Regions from separate parts of the Homo sapiens genome. Here region 2 is linked to region 1. A link is a contact called in ENCODE Hi-C or POLR2A ChIA-PET data. All regions are on one chromosome and are shown on one strand. The core of a region is the stretch at or near the end of the contact, and the rest is flanking DNA. Distances in the headings are between cores, read along the strand shown.

Region 1 (6,379 bases), core at 2,893-5,392:
TAAATTTTGTCATTCCATTTATTTTTTAATTTAACACTTTTTATTAATAATTTTGAACTATTTTATGTATTTTCTTTCTAGTAAAGATATTCATTTTTCCACATTATAGATTTACATAATTATTTACTCATGTTTTTTGTTTTGTTTTGTTTTGTTTTGAGACAGAGTCTTGCTCTTGTCACCTAGGCTGGAGTGCAGCAACATGACGTTGGCTCACTGCAACTTCCACTTCCTGGGTTCACACAGTTCTCCTGCCTCACCCTCCCGAGTAGCTGGGATTACAGGCACCCACCACTACGCCCAGCTAATTTTTGTATTTTTAGTAGAGACTGGGTTTCACTATGTTGGTCAGGCTGGTCTTGTACTCCTGACCTCAGGTGATCCACCCACCTCAGCCTCCCAAAGTGCTGGGATTACAGGCATGAGCCACCGCGCCCTGCTCTTTCCTCATGTTTTAACCACTCCGTAAATATTGTGTAATTTCAACATTTAGTTGGATCATCTCTATCAACTTTTTATCTTAAACAGTAAACTTTTATCATGATGTCTGTCACATATATGTTTTCCTTATTTTGCTTTCCTTTTGGTCAATATCATTGATTTTTTATGATTATAAAAGCAGTATATATTCATAACAAAATTTGGAAGTTGCAGGAAAGTTTTTAAAAAGAAAAGAAAAATTACCCAGAATTGTAGAGAAACAATACTAACATTTTAAAATTTATTTCCAATGTTATTTCTATGTAACACACACATTCATGTCAATATTGGCATCATCTATTAAAAAGACAATTGTGTATCCTTCATTTCCCACTTAATATTATCTGATATCCTCCACTGCCTTTAAAAATGTCATTCTATTAACTGCATGACGTTTCATTATACAGTTTGCTGTTAACTTATATATCCATTTCCCTAGCGTTCAATACTTGAATTGCTTACAAAGCTTTCTTGTTTTGTGTATGTTTTTTGCCATTATAAATAATGCTATGGTGAAATCTTATACATAAATCTTAATGTCTATCTCTGGTTTGAGAAACATTCCTAAAAGTATAATTACTGTGTCAAAAGATTATGGACCTCTTCATTGCTCTTGATCTTATTTGCCAAACTATCCAATTTACATTTCCACTGATATGTAAGAATACTCATTTCTTTATCTCCCCATCAATACTGAGTATTATCAATTTCTAATCTTTGCCAGTTTGATAACTGACAGATTTTATCTTTTGTTTGAATTTGTAATTTTTGATAATTGGTGTCTGATGCTTTCCTTTTAGGTGTTTTTAAATATTTCCTCATGTGAATTTTATACTTACATATTTACACCTCCACACATGATATAGTCTATTTTGATAATATCTTCAGTTCTTCATAGTTAGGATTTTATTTCCCCTCCTAAGGAAATGTGCAATCAAGCCAGGCATGGTAGCTCTTGCCTATAATCCCAGATACTTTCGAGCTGAGGCAGGAGGATCTCTTGAGGCCAGGAGTTCGAGACTAGGCTGGGCAACATAGCAAGACCCCATCTCCTAAAAAAATAAAAAATAAAAAGGAAATGTGCAATCCTAAATGTGTTGGAAAACACGGGTCCTTCCATACGGAGATCTGGTGTGTGACTGACTCCAGCCGCACTTTGCCCCCACAGCTGCTGGAGAAGGGCCTCCCTAGTGTGCAGCAGCCCCTGCTCCAGGTGATCTACAGTCTTCTCAGCTACATGGACCTTTCTGTCGTTCCTGTCAAACAGTTCAATGTGGAAGTTCTGAAGACAATTGAAAAATATGTGCAAGTGAGTACTTGGATAACTTCACTAAGCAACCAGTCGTTCTAAAAAGATGGAGGCTTTTCCTGTAGCTTGGCTACAAAACCATCTGGGTGCCAGGCCACTCATTCATTCCTTGACATCCATGGCACAGCCAGGGCAGTTAAGAGTGGGAGTTGGCCACACCCTGAGTAGTATTCTGAAGAGAATGAGAGCACAAGACCCCGGCACACTCCGGTGCCTTTAAAAGGCACATTTCCGCCTCTTGGGGCCACAGGCTGAGTATTGAAAGCACACGCCTGACTTGGAGGGCAGAGGCAGAGTCTTGGTTTTTTTATCCCGTTTCAGAGAAGGAGAGGGGACAAGGAACTGTAGGAACTTTCACATGTGCCGGGTTCTAGGCCCGGTGTTTCAACATGTGAAGGATTATTCAAAGGCTAAAACTGTCACTTTAGAGTTGAAGAGTGGTTAAGAAACTTGCAGAAATATACTTGAAAATACTGCAACAAACAAACAAAAAACATTTGTTTGAGGGGATAAATAAAACAAGATGACAAAATGTGAATAGTTGATGAATAGTACAAAGGGATTCATTAGACTAGTCTCTCGGTTTCTGTGTATATTTTAATATTTCCATAATAAACAGTCTTTATGTATATTTTTAAAACCAAGAGACTGGCTCCAAGATTTCAGTTAGTAAAGGCTGGAGCTGGTATTTGGATCCAAAGCCAGTGTCTTTGTTTTATTGTACCAGGCAGCCTCCCTGGCAGGATACTTGGACATCTCCAAACAGCTACAGATTGATTTTTTTTTTCAAAACTGAGTCTCGCTCTGTCCAGGCTGGAGTGCAGTGGCACAATCTCGGCTCACTGCAACCTCCACCTCCCGGGTTCAAGCGATCCTTCTGCCTCAACCTCCCAAGTAGCTGGGACTACAGGCGTGTGCCACCACGCCCGGCTAATTTTTGTATTTTTAGTAGAGACAGGGTTTCACCATATTGGCCAGGCTGGTCTCGAACTCCTGACCTCGTGATCCACCGCCTCGGCCTCCCAAAGTGCTGGGATTACAGGCATGAGCCACCACGTCCAGCCCAGATTGATTCTTAAAGCCGTACTCTGAGAAGACCAGAAACACAATTTATTTTAATGAAAATAAAAATAAATATCAAGGCCAGGTGCAGTGGCTTATCCTGTAATCCCAGCACTTTGGGAGGCTGAGGCAAGAGGATCGCTTGAGGCCAGGAGTTCAAGACCAGCCTGGGCAACAAAGTGACACCCCATCTCTACAAAAATAAAAAAAATTTTAAAAATCAGCAAGGTGTGGTGGTGCACACCTATAGTCCCAGCTACTTAGGAGGCTGGGGAGAGAGTTTCCCTTGAGCCCAGGAGGTTGAGGTTACAGTGAACTGTGATCACACCACTGCACTCCAACCCGGCCAACAGTGATAAATAGGAAGATAGGAATATAGATAGATGGAAAGATAGCTCAAACACACCAGGACGAGTTTCTAGAGCCTGGAAGTTAATCTAAAACACATGACCACAGACTAAAGCAGGGAGGCTCCAGGCCATGGGAGTAGTGCAGGGCCACGATGGGGTTAAGTAGAGAGCGCCTAGCTCAAGAGCATAGACATCCTTTTCTCTATATTGTATTTGTCTATTTCTTCTCTGGAATGTACTTTGTAACTTGTAGGATTCAAGGGCAAATGCTAGGTTCTCTCTGGAAGCTCATTGATGAAGATATACCGTATAAATTTTAGACATTCCTTTCCATCTTTACTTCACCAAATTACTTACAGAAATTATTTGATGCTGAAAGTGACTTCCAAGCATTTTTCAAGTGGCGTTGCTGCATCATACTTACACCACATAGGGTAGGCAGTCAGTTAACAGTTTCTCACTTCACTCACAGGAGACAGGTGGTCAGTTGACACCTTTCTACGAATGTGTGCCCCATTTTGTTGTTTAATGAGGCTGTCCATTTTGTCTTAGGCCTGCGGGCGACGTCTGATACTTTTTATCTTAACTCAAATAGTAGCTTATTTCACATTTAAACCATGGCTTCCCTTGCGCAGAATTTAATAGATGTTTTATTTCATGTGCTTTGACTGCAAAGTCCAGGCAAAAAATAATAATAACAACTTTCATCAAATTTGTTTATCTGTGTTTCTAATATTTTTATGGGAGCGGCACACAGTCTGATTGGAGGTTGTCAGAGAAACGAAGATGGTAAAACTGAGTCTTAAATGAAGAGTAGGAATTTGACATGCCAATAAGGAGGGGAAATGTATTCAAGGATGAGGGCATAGCATGAGTAAAGGCACAGAGGCTGAGAGGGCTTGCCAAGTTTGGGGAACTCCAGCAGCAGCCTGGGGGAGATGACCCTTGCAGGCCATGCTCAAAGAGTGTGGACTCCACCCTGTCCACCAGAGGGAGTCTGTGAAGGAGTTTAGTCAGGGAAGTGGCTTGGTCTGAAGAGTTCTAGGAAGATCACTCTAGCTGGATCTGATGCACTTAAGGGCTGCAAGCCAAGACACCAGTAAGGGGCCATTGAGATAGTCCAGGCAAGGCCCAAGAGGGTGCCGCTGAGCCAGTGCCAGCAGGAATGCCGTGGAGGGAACAGATTACCAGGAGGGAGGGAAAGAAAGGGTTAAGAAGGGCTTCCAGATTCCTGAGTTAAGTAATGAGGAAGACAAGAAGTGAGAAGAAAAGAGGGCTGAAGACAGAGATCAAGGTACCCAGGAAGCAAATGGAGCAGGAGGAGCCAGAGAACTAGAAGGAGGACCAAGAAGACTGGAAACCGGAGGGTGGGGAGAACTTTAAGAAAGAGTGAACTGAACAGTCAGTGTCATAAAATGCATTGGGAGCTTTTTTTTTTCCCTCAAATTAAGGAGGTGCCTCATTACCATAATGGTACCTCATTAATAAGAATTTAATTTAGCTGAAATGGACAAAATTGGTCTTTTTTGTTTGTCTCCTAAACATAGCTCCTTTTATATATACATTGTCTTTTTATGTCATTTGCCTTTTACTTCTCATGGAACCTGCTGCGCTGTTTTAAGTCAGTGAATTCTGACTGGTCACTAGCTTCTCACTGGTCATTCTGACATACATTAGCTTTAAAAAAATTAAATTATTTTTAACCCTTGAATGTTTTATTTCCTGCAGAGTGTTCACTGGAGAGAAGCTCTGAATATCTTGAAGCTGGTAGTTTCTCGGTCAGCCAGCCTTGTTTTACCTTCATACCAGCACAGTGACCTCTCAAAAATAGAAATACATCGAGTGTGGACTAGTGCTTCCAAGGAATTACCTGGGAAAACCCTGGACTTCCACTTCGATATTTCGGAGGTACTTAGCTATGTTAACTATTTCTGTGAACTTTAGCATGAATTTGTAGTAGCAAAGATCAAAAGTAGTTGCCTGGAAAAAAGAAGACTTATTTGACAGTTATTTCAAATGAAGATTTCTAAGGGCTAAATTAGGTTTTGCTTTTTAAAGAACCCATTGAGTGTCATATTCACTGGGACTCTCAGTTGGCAGCTTTTAAAAATAGAAACTAGCCTCAGTTATGTAAAAAATGATTTTAAAAAGAGGTATTTAAAAATGGAACGATCATAAGCATTTTAAACCATGACCTTCACTCATTCTTTATCTGACAATGGTCATGTCTTTATATCCACAATGTTTCTCCCTGAATGACAGCCAGTTCAGCAGATGACCGAAATTTACAGGAATATAGACTCCACTTTTATAGTTGCTTCCCCAGTCCACACTATTTTTTAAACAAGTAAAACTAAATTCTTGCCTTGAAGCGGGCAGGGGAGAGAGAGGGAGGAGCAAAAGACTAGGGACCCAAGCTAAGGAGTCAGGAAGAAAAGAAAGGACAGGAAGTAGTCATGTTTACCTGATAGTCCATGAACAAATATTTGGGAGGCTTATATTGAAGTCTAAGGTATAAAATAACTTTGCTTTCACATCTCTTACCCCATGACTCATGAACCCCCAAAGCAGAAACTGTACTCTGTTCCTGTTTATAACCAGGGCTCAGTACAACATCTGGTGCATTAGTAGATCACTAGTAAATATTTCCAAAACTCTGCTGAATGAATAAATTCACTAAGAAATAAACCTGGTGTCAAATACTGCATGTTCTCACTCATAAGTAGGAGTTGAACAAAGAGAATACATGGACACAGGGAGGGGAACATCACACACCGAGGCCTATCACGGGGTGGGGAACAAGGGGAGGGATAGCATTAGGAGAAATACCTAATGTAGATGACAGGTTGATGGGTGCAGCAGACCACCATGGCACATGTCTACCTGTGTAAGAAACCTGCACATTCTGCACATGTACCCCAGAACTTAAAGTATATTAAAAAAAAAAGAAATAAACCTGGTGTGCTTATATGGAACTTACTTGCACTATTATGTAGGTCATATCCAAGTTGGGTTTTTTATACAATGGTCCTCACTGACCTTTCATCATTTCAGTATTCAGGATGAGATACTATTTGCTACCATTGTGACACCTGCATCTATATTTAATATGTAAATAATATTAAGGTTTCAATTTAATCTTGGTCCATTTTCACATTTTTTTTAACCTGGCTAGGGG
Region 2 (6,379 bases), core at 1,545-4,044, 39 kb after region 1:
GAATATTTATTTTTCTAGTTTTTCTTCTATTCTTAACATAAAGTTGTAGACCTAAGTATAACAAAGAAAGTTTATGCACTGGTGGCTTGTGAACTATAACCAATTCACAGACATGTTGTGTTAAGCTTGCACAATATTAACTGACCCTGCATTTAAAAATTTAAAACTTTCACACATACGGCCGAGCGTGGTGGCTCACGCCTGTAATCCCAGCACTTTGGGAGCGTGAGGCAGGTGGATCACGAGGTCAGGAGTTTGAGACCTTCCTGGACAACATGGTGAAATACCATCTCTACTAAAAATACAAAAATGAGCCGGGCACAGTGGTGGGTGCCTGTAATCCCAGCTGCTCAGAAGGCTGAGGCAGGAGAATCTCTTGAACCTGGGAGGCAGAAGTTGCAGTGAGCTGAGATCGCACCATTGCACTCCAGCCTGGGTGACAGAGCAAGACTCCATCTCAAAAAAAAAAAACAAAACAACAACAACGAAAAAAACTTTCACACATACACACACACTCAAAACAGAATTCCTGGTGTCTCTGAATAAGAAGATCTAGCAACACTGGGCCTGCCTTCCTCAGTGACAATAATGAGCAAGCACTAAGTGTAGACTGCCCTATATGGACTCTCCACCATCCCTGCTGCCCAGTGAGTTCCTAACACTGAATGCAAGAGCCAGGCACCAGTCATCATGATGTTTGGCCTATTGCTTTTCTTATAACAGAAAAATATTTCTCTGTACCTAAGTCCTCAAAATGAAGAATAAAGCTAGATAGAAGGGGCTTGAGTTTCCAAAAAGAAAACGGGAAAGAGTATTATTCTTTGCATATGCAAGAAGCGTCTCTGCATATGCAAGCACCTGTCTGCTGAACTCACTTTCTGAGGGATATGTTGGAGGAAAATTCTCAGCGCATGTTCAAAACAAACCATGTTTCTAAGCAATTTATTTCCAATATTTGGGAAGTATATTTTGGGGCTCTTTTTTAAAGACAGCCATTATAAGTCAATGATTTGGGCTTCTTGGTGATAGTAATACCAGTTCTCTGTGCAGCATACACTAAATAGGACATAAATCAAGGCATGTGATTTGCTTGTGTCATAAGAACACTTTACTCATTTGCGGACACTGCTTTAGTAGTGTTTTCTCAGCCTGCACACATCAAAAGGAGAAAAATCTCTTCATGACTTAAAATCAGCATTTCCAACTAATGATTTTGGTTTCCACCAACCTCTCCATCTCTTGTGGAATTCATTCTGGAGTGACCACTAGTCGAAGGTTTAAGTGAACATAAATGGAGGTCAGGGAACAAAGTCTGCAGACCTCTCGACTCTGGGTTCTGCAGGCAGTGGCTTTAGTCCCCTTATAGCTAATTAACATAATTTATCATCCAGTTCTGCAGAGGTGGCCCCAGAAAAGCTGGAGATGTTTCCATATGATGTATTGTTGATTTTAGTTAATGCATTCATAATTCAACAGATATTTCTGAGCACTACTTGAACATTTGACTCTTTGAACTCAAGTACAATAATTTATATTTAGCCCTACTACATTTCATCTTCTTATATTCAAATCATCATTCTGTTAGGGTCTTTTTGGACACTAACCTTCTCAGTTATATATTTTCTATCTACATAATCTATGAATGAGAAGCCTACAACCTCTGTTCTTATACAAATTGAACAAGTTAAGTGTTAAACAAGACAAGACTTTTCTCCAATTAAGTTATAATCTATTAAACATCATCCTTCAGATATAGTCAATCAGTCTTTCCTCTGTAAGCCATATTCTTTCTCATATTGGCTAAAGAAATGTCTGTTGAAGATAGCTTACAGATTTCTTGAAAAAAGTGAATGTCTCAGGATGTGTAATCTGTATCATAGGTGTATTTATCTTTCAAAGCTTTGAGGGATATTTATGACCAAGGTCCAAAAAACTACTTAACAAAGATAATGCCATAGCCATCAATGTGCCAGGCCCAAGCATTATTAGCAACAAGTGGGTACATACTATTCCCAACTTTTAGGAGATTTCATCATTAGGCTAGGTTATTTAAATTTTATCTCATTAATTTAAACCCAGGACTTTTGGAGATTAAATGTGATGAAAATAATAGCTACTATAGTACACTGTGGTTCATCTTCTCTCATATCAAAAGTTTCTTAGATTTTTACTGACTGGTTATGTCATAAGCATAGAATCCACCTGAGAACAGAAGAAAGAACCCAGATATGGCTATGCTACTGTCGATCAGCAGGAGTTCAATTATTCTGGGCTTTTAAAAGCTATGCATTCCTCAATTGTTTATGATAAATTCTTAACATCTTGGCTTCTTGATCTTTTGTTTCCTCATTTTGAGAAAACATACCTCTAAATCCAATTTTATAAATCAAGCCATATCAGGAGAGCAGGAAGGGGGCTTGAAGAAAATCCTCGTGACTAAATAAAACAAGGACATTCCCACATGTTCAAAAGAACCTAAAGCTGCCAAAACACAGATAAGTTTATAAAGACTTCTCAAGGGATTATTTTTAGAATGTGGATACAGAAAAACATTAGAACGGGACGGTGGGACAAGGGGAATTTTAATAATTTCCATAAAATGGCCCCCCAGAAAGGCTTTTTTCACTCTTTTTGGAACTCTAAATGCAAACTAGGTCCCAGCCTGTGGCCTACAAAAAGATTCTGAGATAATAAATATCAAGGAAGCCTGAACTAGCCTACCTAAAAAGGAACGTTTAGGAAGAATCCTGAGAACTGGCATTCATCACAGTTGGCCATCTCCCAAGAAAAACACTGTTTTGTGCCCTGAGAGCTGAGTGGGAGGAATTCATTGACAATGAAATTCCTTAGCACCAAGCTGGAGTCGAAAAGTTTCCTCTGCCTTTATTGAACAGAAAAGATTTTACTTGAACTGATTTGATGACCTCCTTGGATTATAACCTCGTTTTGGAAAGCAATAAAAAGCCGTTTTCTTCACACAAGACCTTGTAATTTACTCAGCACTTGCTTCATTTCACACTTCTGAAAAGTAAATCCCATAGTAGCAAATGTTTACTTCCTAAACTGCATACTAAACGTTTCAGTCATATTTGATGTTGTCCAAAAAGTCTTCGCACTGGAAATTCTGCGGCTATATAGACTTAAGACTCTCCCTGTGTGACTATTTTATATGACATTGTATTTCAGAACAGAAAGTTTGGTTTTAGAAACCTTTAGATGTAAAGTTTTCTTGAGAATAGTAAACACCTGAAGCTGTGTAGTCTCCACATCAGAGGCTTACAGGTGTTTGTCTTCCAAACTTTGAAAGAAATTTATGGCCAGGGTCCCAAAAACTACTTAGTAAACATAATATAATATGCATCAATGTGCCAACCCCACATGATAAGCAAGTGATAAGTATGGGAAGAATAGACCCTTGGAGGATAGGGTAGGGCTTGTTGGTGGCAGTCCTTTAATTACATTTGTCGATACTAATTAATAAGTTGATAGTTTCATTTGTTCTTATTTACTGTACCTTATTTTCAAGTACAATACACTAAACCGATGATAACTCAGATACTTTTTGAAAGAGCTTTAAAATAAGGGGGTTTTATTGGATTAGAAACTGTTAGGTCCTTAAATATTTTGAAAATTCAGAACCAGATATGTTGATGCATAATTAGGAATGGTCAATTTGATTTAAAAAAAAATACATTCTGTCAAGTTTTACTTATCTCTTTCTGCATACCCAAACTTTCCATAAACCAATTCTATGATATGGTGACATCAAAAAATGGTAGCTGCTGGCTGGGCGCGGTGGCTCAGGCATGTAATCCCAGCACTTTGGGAGTCCGAGGCAGGCGGATCACAAGGTCAGGAGATCAAGACCATCCTGGCTAACAAGGTGAAACCCTGTCTCTACTAAATACAAAAGCATTAGCTGGGCATGGTGGCGGGTGCCTATAGTCCCAGCTACATTGGGAGGCTGAGGCAAGAGAATGGTGTGAACCCGGGAGGTGGAGCTTGCAGTGAGCCAAGATCGCGCCACTGCACTCCAGCCTGGGGAGACAGAGCAAGACTCTGTCTCAAAAAAAAAAAAAAAAAAAAAAAAAAAAAAAAAAAAAGATGGTAGCTGCTGTTGAACATGGCCCAGTTACAAATCTCATTATTTTAGACTAACTATTAGTTGTAGATTACTTTTAGAAATTGTCTATTGAGTCCAGGCAAGGTGGCTCATTCCTGTAATCCCAGAACTTTGGGAGGCCAAGGCGGGCAGATCAAGAGGTCAGGAGTTCGAGACCAGCCTGACCAACATGGTGAAACCCCATCTCTACTAAAAAAAAAAAAATCAAAAATTAGCCAGGCGTGGTGGCACGCGCTTGTAATCCCAGCTACTCAGGAGGCTGAGGCAGGAGAATCGCTTGAACCCAGGAGGCGGAGGTTGCAATGAGCCAAAATCGTGCCACTGTACTCCAGCCTGGGCGACAGAGTGAGACTCCATCTCAAAAAAAAAAAAAAGAAAGAAATTGTCTATTGGAGAAAAAATTGTTATAAAAAGTAAAATGCAAGAAAATTACCTGTCATATCTCACACTTGTTTGAGGGCATACAATGTTTAGTCCTTTGAAATTAAAAATTATAGCAGTCCTATAAAATATTCTCAATGTGCAAGGCAATCCAACTAAAGAAAATACCATGTAGATTGTTCATTATATTCAATGTTAATTGGAAGGTCATAGTTTAGCAGACATGAAACTGAACATATTAAAGACTCTGCCTTAATACAAAGCAATAGTCTAATTTGTTTGGGGCTATAATTCTTCAAATAACTAAGCTGGCTTCCTCTCAGTTTTACTGTGTTCACATATTATGCACACTTATACGCTAAAATCTTCAAGCAATAAAAGCTTTGATTTTTGGTCTCTAAAACTGACTGACAAAATCTAAACTGATTAATCAGAGAACCTAAAAACGTAAACATTATGTTTTTTCAGTGATATGTTTCCCATTAGAGCTTGTTTTTAACTGGAACGCTATGCATGTTGAATGGGTACGACATTTGCAACATTTATCAAGTTTGGGTGAGCAATGCTAATACTGCTGGTGGTTCTGCTCTTGGAAAAGGGCCGTGCTTTCTGTTGCATGCAGACACTGACCCTGTACTTTCTTTCCTTTCCTTTGTTTCCTGTGCCATGCTTGCTGTGTAGCAAATGGAATCTCTTGCAGTAAGTTAACTTTCTTTCATACTCTTTGTCCATTTAGGCATGGACCCATAACAAAGCCTATTTTTACCGTTACTGTTACATCTCTTAGCATGTTCTCCCTTTCTCATTTTAATTTATTTTATTTGGTAGATTAAGACATGGCAGTTTATTAGTAGCATTCTGGGCTGCTTTCGCCCCAAAGTAGAAACTTACATTGCTATGAATTATCATATTATCAGTGGAATATTTTGTGTAATAATTACCATGATTTGGCACTTAGGAAAGGCAGAGTTTTCATAGCTAGGTTTCACCCAAATTGTGAAGGTAATATTGTTTTTAAACAATACTTTTTTATTTATTTGCAAGTCTCTGGCAGTTATCTTTTATACCAGAGTTTTAAAGGTTTCTCTAAAGAGAAGCTTAAAAACCACAAAATACAATGTTTTACTAAAACAACCAAACATCCAGTTTGAGTTAATTAGTCAGTGTAGCTGCTTCTTTAATCTTAGGCCTGTTACCAGTATTGAGAGATCAAAGAATCTAGGCAGAATTGGTTTTCCCCTAAAGAGCAGGGAAGAGCTGGGAAGAGAAAGGAAACCATTCAGCATAGTCTTAGCGTGAATTTTAGTAACTTTTAAGATTTAGGATCAAAAGTCTGTTAATAATACCAATAGAATATTCTTCCTAAAACCTAAATTCTTGTGATTTCTCTCCTTAAACAGATGGGAGGAAACAGTTTTAAGTCACCTTAGAAGCTCTCGATTCTGAGCTGCATTCTTTGTAGTCCTTGGTAAAAGAAAGGCCGTATTTATCCTACCCCATTTGAAAACTGAACAGTGAAACATTTAGTTTAAACCACATATTTAATCCACTTTCACTGGTGACTGCTGGCCATGAAATTCTATTGAGCAAAGGCTGTTCCTTTCCTTTCACAGAATCCCATCCACTCACTACCTGGGAGCAAACTCATTCTTGGAATAAAATAGGCAAAGTGTAGAGGGTACAGCTCAAAGACTAGTCTTGTCACTGGCATTGGAATTGTTATTTTTCCCTCATACTATACATAAGCTGTGTAATGAACAAATTATAGGGTACAGAGGCACAAATGTGACCCTGAAACATTTTAAATTCGAGAGGTATTTATGTGGCTCAAGGGCCATCGTGTATGATTACTTTTTGATGTCCTTTCCACAGAAA

The links. Hi-C counts contacts between places; a loop is a spot of excess contacts on that map. ChIA-PET counts read pairs that join two places held with the same protein, here RNA polymerase II (POLR2A). Pooled maps may share reads with other maps.
Region 2: a loop to region 1 is called in a map of heart right ventricle, with 2.5 times the contacts of the local background. The contact joins two enhancer-like sites. A Hi-C loop is called at or near these places in 9 of 168 maps with a recorded cell type or tissue (endothelial cell of umbilical vein, heart left ventricle and heart right ventricle), 1 of 37 single-sample maps with no recorded cell type and 6 of 50 pooled maps. POLR2A ChIA-PET finds 5 or more read pairs at or near these places in 2 of 52 experiments (HepG2 and activated T-cell).

Annotation. Positions count from the first base shown.
Region 1 is chr13:32,242,394-32,248,772 of GRCh38, forward strand. FRY (FRY microtubule binding protein) reads left to right here. Exons shown (of 61, transcript NM_023037.3): 47 at 1,649-1,789; 48 at 4,930-5,109. Among named protein-coding and RNA genes, the nearest start is that of ZAR1L, 70 kb to the right of the region's middle. Within about 2 kb of position 4,143, at least 4 of the 41 ENCODE cell types and tissues checked have a DNase peak (open chromatin) inside an H3K27ac peak, as active enhancers do; they include heart right ventricle, where a contact is called at or near this core.
Region 2 is chr13:32,282,682-32,289,060 of GRCh38, forward strand. All of the region lies in intron 58 of FRY (FRY microtubule binding protein), which reads left to right. Among named protein-coding and RNA genes, the nearest start is that of ZAR1L, 29 kb to the right of the region's middle. Within about 2 kb of position 2,795, at least 9 of the 41 ENCODE cell types and tissues checked have a DNase peak (open chromatin) inside an H3K27ac peak, as active enhancers do; they include heart right ventricle, where a contact is called at or near this core.